Linked DNA regions of Mus musculus: all the other regions are linked to region 2. The links are chromatin loops, found by intact Hi-C in ENCODE. Cell type or tissue: heart. All regions are shown on one strand.

Region 1 (2,500 bases), 680 kb before region 2:
GGTAGATACATCATGCCTCAGACTAACATAACTGAGGAGGGGTTCTGGGAAATGATGGACAGGCTTGAGTGGCCAGAGCATCGCATGTGGATGGATATGATGTCAAAACAGGTTTTGGGTCAGTCAACTGCCTGCTCAACGAAGCTGAGTACCCGAGGGACAGTGACCTGACTGTGCAGTTCTATATATTCTACACAAGAGAGTTTAACATCAACATTAGGGACAGATAGAGGAGACCAGAGGCAGAATCAGACTTCCTAGAGAGACAGGGTTAGTTTTGCAATTCTAGTCTTTCAGGAGTTAAACTAAGGCTCCGAGGCTATTACAACACACCTGGATGCCAGCACTCCAAAGAAGGCAAGTAGGGGTTGGAGTTCGGGGCTTCCACATTCTAGAATTTCTTTCTTACAGGCGCTTTCTTACATGTCTGACCTTCTTGGGGTCACCCTGCAAATTCCATCCATTGAATCACTGATTCTGAAGGAAAACTCGTGCCTGGAGGGGGGGCAGCAAAAAGGGCAGGGCAGGACAGAGCAGAGCATACAAATCTGGGCATGGAGACTATGATACCCTTGAACTGTGTTCTTGGGTACTAGAGGCAAGAGACATCTGTTCACATATTCAAGGAGCTGAGAATCTCTCCCAGTCTTTATAGCCACTATGTTGATAGTGCGACCTTCCTTTATGGAGAAAAAGGAGGTAATTTACTACTTACTATGTGGCTGGGGACCACCACCTACATTGTATTTAGATGACTCAAAAGTTGCACTCAAAGAAACACTTTTATTCCCATAGTGAGCTCAGATCACCACATCACCAGCTGAGGCTAAGGCCCAAGAGGTAGGGGATATAGTATGAAGCTCAGGAGTTTTGAAGAAAGCGTGTTACACCTTAAAGCATATATACCCCACATCAAGCTCTTGACCCCTTCACCTGAGACTTCTTCTCTACCTCAAGTTTCATCTCCTTTGCTTTGATCAAATGATCACTTCCTCCCATGGCTGGTTCACTGCTGCTCTTGGCACCCAGAAACCCAGAAGCTCAGCGATGAATGAGAGCTGAACACACTCTCATCTCATGCTGCTAACATACAGTTAGAGAAACCAAGGGCCCCGCAGCGAGGAGAGGAAAGCATTTTTTTGCTGACTGGTTCCAAGCTCCAGACAACCACCAGGTCCCCAGAGGAATAAGGACAGGAAATGTATTGGAGGGGAAGCATAAAGGGAAGGAAGGCGCCCACCAGGAGGTACCACAAGCCAGTTGACTTGGCACTGTCTACGAAGTGTGCTTAAATGGCCAGCAGGTGGTGCTATGTACTTCCAGATCCCAAATGTAAGCTTAACCTGAAGCCATTATAGCCATTCCCAGGAAGCCTTTATGATTGCAGTATTTAATAGGGAGACACACATATATGACTCCTATCATCGATAGGCTAATAAAATGAAAGACTTTAGAAAGCTAAACTGGGCTGCAAATGTAGAATGCTGCGATCTACTGCAGGGTACATGACGGTCTATGAGATCCTATATGCTTTATGTGACACCTTACGAGGCTGAAATACAGTTACTACCATCTGTCTTACAAGGGAGGAAATTGGAGTTCACAGGGATTAAGATATCAACTAATTCACCATCCGTATGTGTCAGTCAGGGCTGGACAGGTATGTATCGATGTGTGAAGCATTTATATGGGGTTTATCATTAGCAGACACTGAATACTCTCTTATTTAACCCTGCAACAGCAGTCGGAGGCAGAAAAATCTCCCTGGCACAGGCACAGGCCAACCTATGTCAATCGCGGGCTTTCCTTCCTCAGCACTAGGCAATCCCCACTGTCTATGAGCTCGCTTTCCGATCTTGGCACCCAGAGGCTTCCATATGAATTTGGTGAGTCACTGGACCTCTTGAGACTGGAGATTTCTCATCAGCAAGATGATGATAATAAAAAGAGCCACACACTGCTGTGGGAAATAACACCAGAAAAACATCTGTGGAAACAGTGTTGATTATACAGTAAGAGTCTATGGTGTGGGGTTATTATTGCCAGACACATAACAGCTTAGTTCACATAAAGATAGGTGTTTCTTCCAGAATTACCTGTAGTGATAAAGACCCAACTGTACTGTAGCCTGGATGCAAGGAATGCAGGCGGTGTACACTAACCTGGACTGCTACCCATCTGTAATGCACATTTAGACAATAAGCAAAGTTCTAGGGAGCCAGGAGAGAATTGCAATGAGAGTTCACAGACCAGGACAGCTGGCAGAAAGCGTGCTTCTCAGAGGTGGAATCACCTCAAAGACCATGGCCCTAAGGGGAAAGAGCCTCCTGGGAAGACGCTAAGAGGAAGCCTGGGACATGGGCAGGAGGTCAGTCAGCCGTGGACAAACCGGGGAGACACAGGCAAGGATCAAGAGAGCACAGTGGTCCAGAAACAGAGATGTGTGCAAAGTCTGGAATGTGAGACTATAGCATAGTGCAAGCCAAGTTTATCACACGGA
Region 2 (2,500 bases):
GGTCTGATGCCCCAGCATAGGAGGATGCTAGAGCGGTGAGGTTGAAATGGAGGGTGGTGGGTGGAGGAGCACCCTCTTAGAGGCAAAGAGGAGGGGGGATGAAATTGGGACGTTGAGGAGGGGAGACCGAGAAGGGGGACAACATTTGAAATATAAATAAATAAACAACCAATAAAAATGATGAAATTGTAAAAAAAATTGATGGAGGACATAGGAGGGTAGGTAAGGTATTAGAAGGGAGTGGTTGGATTCTATCAAAACGAGTTGTCTGTATGTATGAGTATCAATTAAAATATATATTTTAAACTTTATGGTTCAGCCCAAATTCTAGAATTGAATTCTGTAATTAGATTTAGAATCAAATACATGACTTTGACTTTGATTACTTTTGAACAATTACTAAAAATTTTTTTTCTAACCCTCTTAATTTTATTTGTAAAAAGCAGCTACAAAGATTTTAAAAGAAAATGAAGCACACATTGCTATTACAGAAGGAAAAGTTTCCAGATGAACTAGATATTAGCTACTTTTCAGGACCCTTCATGATCTGAGATTATACACAGATGTGACTTTCAGCCAGAATAATCAATTTGGGATTATTGGCGGCTGAGACATTGTGCCCATGAAAGAGGTTGGTTTTCTTCACTTCGCTGAGCTCTCACTGTGATGATAATGGAGAAGTCTTGTCCCTGGGTACTTAGCTCTGACCTTCAGAGCTGGTTCAAGAACGAAGTTGGGGATCGGCCTGTCTCCCTTTTGCATTTGGCACCACATTAAATCCATATCTGATCTTCAGGAAACAATGCACGCTGGAGAATGTGCTTGGCTTTGCCATCGATGGCAGCAGGGACTTTGAATCGTTCTTGAAAGCAATTCAACCACAAGGACACAATGAGGCTTTTCAGTTTTCCTACAGCTTTCCTCAAAATGTGTCTGGAAGCTTAGCTGTGGTTAAAGAATGCCCATTTAGATGTTCAATAACTCTGAGCAAAGGGCTCTGGCTTTCTGAAGGTGTAGTCTCAAAGCTGCAGTTAAAGCTGTGGGCATGACTCAGCTTCCGGTCACATCAGCACAGGTTAACGCTTGTAGCTGCTTGTGAAGTTGCTTTCTCAGGGTTTTGCTCACTCCTTAGGTTTTGCCAGAAGCTTATCTGATTTTGTTTGTTTGTTTGTTTTGTTTTCGTTCTGTTCTCAGGTGACACTGCTGCACAGGTCAGCAGATGGCACTACTGAATGGAGGTGGCAGAGAGGCTTCATAAAAGGGTTTTTCCCTTCCTCCTCATACCAGGAATGTGCTGTCTTTGCATAATGAACTGGGAAGAGTTTGCTATAACGGTAGATCCACTTTGAGTACTGAGAAGAGCTCTAAAATTAAGCTCATTTCTACTCTCCCCTTCTCCGTCTATCCCCCTTCACTCTGCCTACTAGAATTTCACGCTAAGCACAATTCTTCCAGAAATTTGAGACTAGGATGAGGCTTTAGTCACCATTCTCAGTCTCAGAGTGCCACCTTTTGGAACACACTCTCCACTCTCCGTTGTTTCCTAAAAGGGAGTTCCAGACAGCTGGTTCCTGGGGTGAATTTTCACAATTGCACTTCCTTGGTTATGGTTTGACATAATTTCCCTAGAGAGTTAAGGCTTAGGGTATGATAATATACCTTGAATCTGCAGAGCATTAAAGGGGAGGATATTGTCAGATATACGATCTAACCACGGACACAGGCCAGACGCAGTCCTTACTAAAGGAGAGGGCCTGCTTGTCCTGGTCCACCTTTCCCTGGTTTGCTTCTGCTGTGATCTATCAACGCCTTCCTTCCCCCTTCCTTATGCACAATGCTCAGTTAATATCTTCCTTTAGCCTTGCAGACAGGAGCTCACTTATGGCCATATATTCCAGGTGACAACAGTGTCTTTTCAGAGGAGCACAAACAGGAACGCCACAGAAGAGCTTCGGGCTCTTTTGCAAGACAGCTTCACTGACAAATTTCTCCCAGTGTGGAGCAGGCTGGAGGGCCTCTTTAATAAATGGGGTCAACTTTGATTGTTTGTTTCATTGATGATTTGAAATATATTTCTGGCATTAACTAAAAGCAGATGGCTGAAATATAAAAAAGAAAAACCTATCTAGGTGGAACTGTTGGAGGGAACGTTATAATGGCTGGGAATAAGGAGATAGGGCTTTGTGGTTGGAAATTCTGCTTAAAGGGAAGATCTTCTAAGTGGTCTCCAGTCAGGCTTGCTATGTGCCAGGGCTTCTGAATTCCAGTTCAGGCTGGTGATGTGACTGCATCTACACTGTCCTGCTGCCCGTCCATTCACTGGTGCACTGCTCTCGCTAGTGATGTTTATGGCTGTAGTGAGTAAAAGCTACTGGTATGTTGTCCATTTTGCCTTTAACCAAAAATATTGGTCTGCTAGCAGCTCAGTTTAGATAGAAACACTGTTAGAGACAACCTGTGAGGCGAATGGTGGAGCAAGGCTCTGATACGGTTTTTGGGC
Region 3 (2,500 bases), 340 kb before region 2:
CTTAGAAAAATTATTCCTCCTTTCAAGATCAAGAATATGTTCCCTATATTGCACTCCACAAAGCCCCTAGCTAGGGTAGTCATTGCATCAAAGGGTGCCCAGGAATTAAATCCATGATTGGGAGTGGCAGCAAGGACCAAATGAAGAATCATGAGAAAAGGACAAACTTGAGCACCTTCTTTTTTTAAAAAAAAAAGATATTAGTAGGGGGCCTTGGCACATTTCAAGAGGATCTTTTCCTGTCTCTGGAGAGCACATTATTGTGAAATTCACTCATTTTCATTGAAGATATCCGAGATGAGAAAGAGTACAAGAAGTCTTTCAAAGTGTAGAAGAGTGGAAGACTTTGCAATTGAGACTAGTCTCTCTCCATCTGGATGCCATGATGGAGTGGGGAGGGGAGAGGGCTGCTTAGAGGAAAGGACAAAAGCTAGGGTAGTGCTCAGATAATAGAGGGGAGGGGAGGGGAGGGGAGGAGGGGAGAGGGAGGAGGGGAGGGGAGGGGAGGAGAAGGGAGGGGGAAGGGATCATCATCCCTTCACTTTCTCAAAGACTAAGCCCTTCCAAATGAAAAAAAAATGAAGGCTTGTCCACATTTAGATTCTATTTTTTTTTTTTTTTACAATTATGGATTTAACTTTTTCAAACTCCAGTAGTAGTGAGAACAATAGACCAGAAACCAGAAGTTCCCTGCACTCTCTCTCAGCTTTCACACACTGTGTGATTTTAGGCAAATTCACCTTGTACCTTTTTCTACTTTAGTGAAGTAGAACTGTTCACCCTTATCCCGACAGTGGGGGACGTGTGAAAGCACAGTTGAACCAAATCGATTAAATAAATGAGTGCTAGACATTGCGCTAGACATGGTGAGAAGAAAGCCCTACTTGTAATAAATTGATTATTTCAGAAAATGAGCACCAACTGGGTGTGGATAAGACACCACCCCCACCCCCACCCCAAGCAGAGTCAGTCTTATCCAGTTTATTCTACACGTCCTTAGACTTGAACTAGAATCTCTTGTTGCTGTGGTCTAAATAATGGTTGGGATTTGTTAGGTGTGATAGCAGACCAAATTTTGGCAGTTTCCCCCATGATCTCTGTCTTCAGGGAACACTTCCTGCCTCCACTACAGGTTCCCTGAGTCTGTGACCTGGTGGCCCCATCCCAGAAATAGGGGTGGACAAGGGATGGAACGCATCTGCCTTGTGTTGTCTCTTACCTGAGGTGATGGCTGCAAATGGGGATCTAACTTCATGCAGGCATGTTAGGATGACCTGGCATTTGGAAAGTACTTAGAGAAGTGGAAATCACTAGGTAACTGTTGGCAGTGCTCTTGACATGTGTATAAACACTGCACTAGTTTCCTGTCTCTCGTTCTGTCCCCTTTCTGTCCTATAAAATTCAGTTGCTGAAGCTTGTGTGTGACCTATAATAGGGGCACTCAGACTTCTGCACCATGGCTACCTGGTCTGGACTACATACATGTGCTTATCATGGCTGCCTGGCCTGGACCACGTGCATGTGCGTATGTGTACCTAAGTGAGAAGAGCATCTCACCACACCCCTAGACGAGGGACTGAGGTTTCAGTCCTTCCTGCCTCTACAGGAATACGTTCTCCTCCTTCCTGTGAGATCTTAGTTACTGCACTGTAAGTGTGGAAATCAGTTAGAGATGGAATTTTCACATTCTCTTGCACAGTTACATTCTTCCTTCAAAGATAAGAAAATTGCACCAACCTTAGCAGGGCTCCCATGGCAACTTGTTAAATTAGGTCGAGATGTGGGGGCAGATAACATGGCTTGAAAGAAAGCCTGCCTTGCCTGTTAGCTGAGTGAGGGCTACATCAAGCACAATGTTGGCTTCCGCCGAGACGTACCTCCTTACCGTACTGTTTACGGTTATCAGACTGACACAGTCGAAAAGCTCCATTTTCTCTTGTTCATAGGTGCATGCTCAGTCCCTTCTAATTACAACACTGAGAGCCAGCCCCATGCTCACTGTTGTCTGTATTCCTTGTAACCTTAGAAAAATGCTGAGCACTCAGAGTGTGCTTACACGCTGAGATAATCAATTTGTTATCATTATGAGTCCCTTTTGCCTGTGTCTAGCACAATGTGTAATACGCATCTATTCAATTCATTGATTTAGGTGTAGGGATAGGATAATACTTCATTGTTAAATAGTAGTCTCCTTTCCTCCCTGTCAGTCTGGCCCCATTTTAGAGATAGTGAAACTGAGCACAAAGAGCATGCTTTATCCAAGGTCAGGTAATTTTGCTCTGCAAGAAGGTGGCTCCTTAATGAATTTTAAGTGCTGCATGCCTTGCTTGAATGCACCATCTGTTCTTCATGTTAAGGAATGGGAACACTCCTTGAGTAGCCTCATGTCTTTCACAGAGGGATTAAGACCCAGGTGGCCCCTTGTCACTAATTAACACTTCATACATACATGTGACTGAGGGGAAGGGGGAAGGGTAAGAGCTGGTTTTGGCTTCAGTAC

What was found. Peaks named below come from ENCODE experiments on the same cell type or tissue, not always from the same donor. Only the 100,000 strongest peaks of a DNase experiment are listed, where the experiment ranks them.
Region 1: it touches region 2 in a loop (4-fold over the local background); 37 of 42 quality-filtered maps call a loop at or near these places.
Region 3: a loop joins it to region 2, with 3 times the contacts of the local background. A loop is called at or near these places in 4 of 42 quality-filtered maps.

The regions. Positions count from the first base shown.
Region 1 is chr9:32,404,194-32,406,693 of GRCm38, forward strand. All of the region lies in intron 1 of Gm31755 (a long non-coding RNA gene), which reads right to left. Among named protein-coding and RNA genes, the nearest start is that of Gm31755, 6.3 kb to the right of the region's middle. In heart, a CTCF peak has its summit at 1,291 (motif pointing right); a DNase peak (open chromatin) is centred at 1,298; H3K27ac peaks cover 505 bases.
Region 2 is chr9:33,079,393-33,081,892 of GRCm38, forward strand. The region is part of intron 1 of Gm27166 (a long non-coding RNA gene); the gene reads left to right. Among named protein-coding and RNA genes, the nearest start is that of Gm27166, 49 kb to the left of the region's middle. In heart, a CTCF peak has its summit at 1,511 (motif pointing left); no DNase peak of the experiment used is centred here.
Region 3 is chr9:32,739,415-32,741,914 of GRCm38, forward strand. All of the region lies in intron 8 of Ets1 (E26 avian leukemia oncogene 1, 5' domain), which reads left to right. Among named protein-coding and RNA genes, the nearest start is that of Gm3331, 42 kb to the right of the region's middle. In heart, no CTCF peak of the experiment used is centred here; a DNase peak (open chromatin) is centred at 1,517.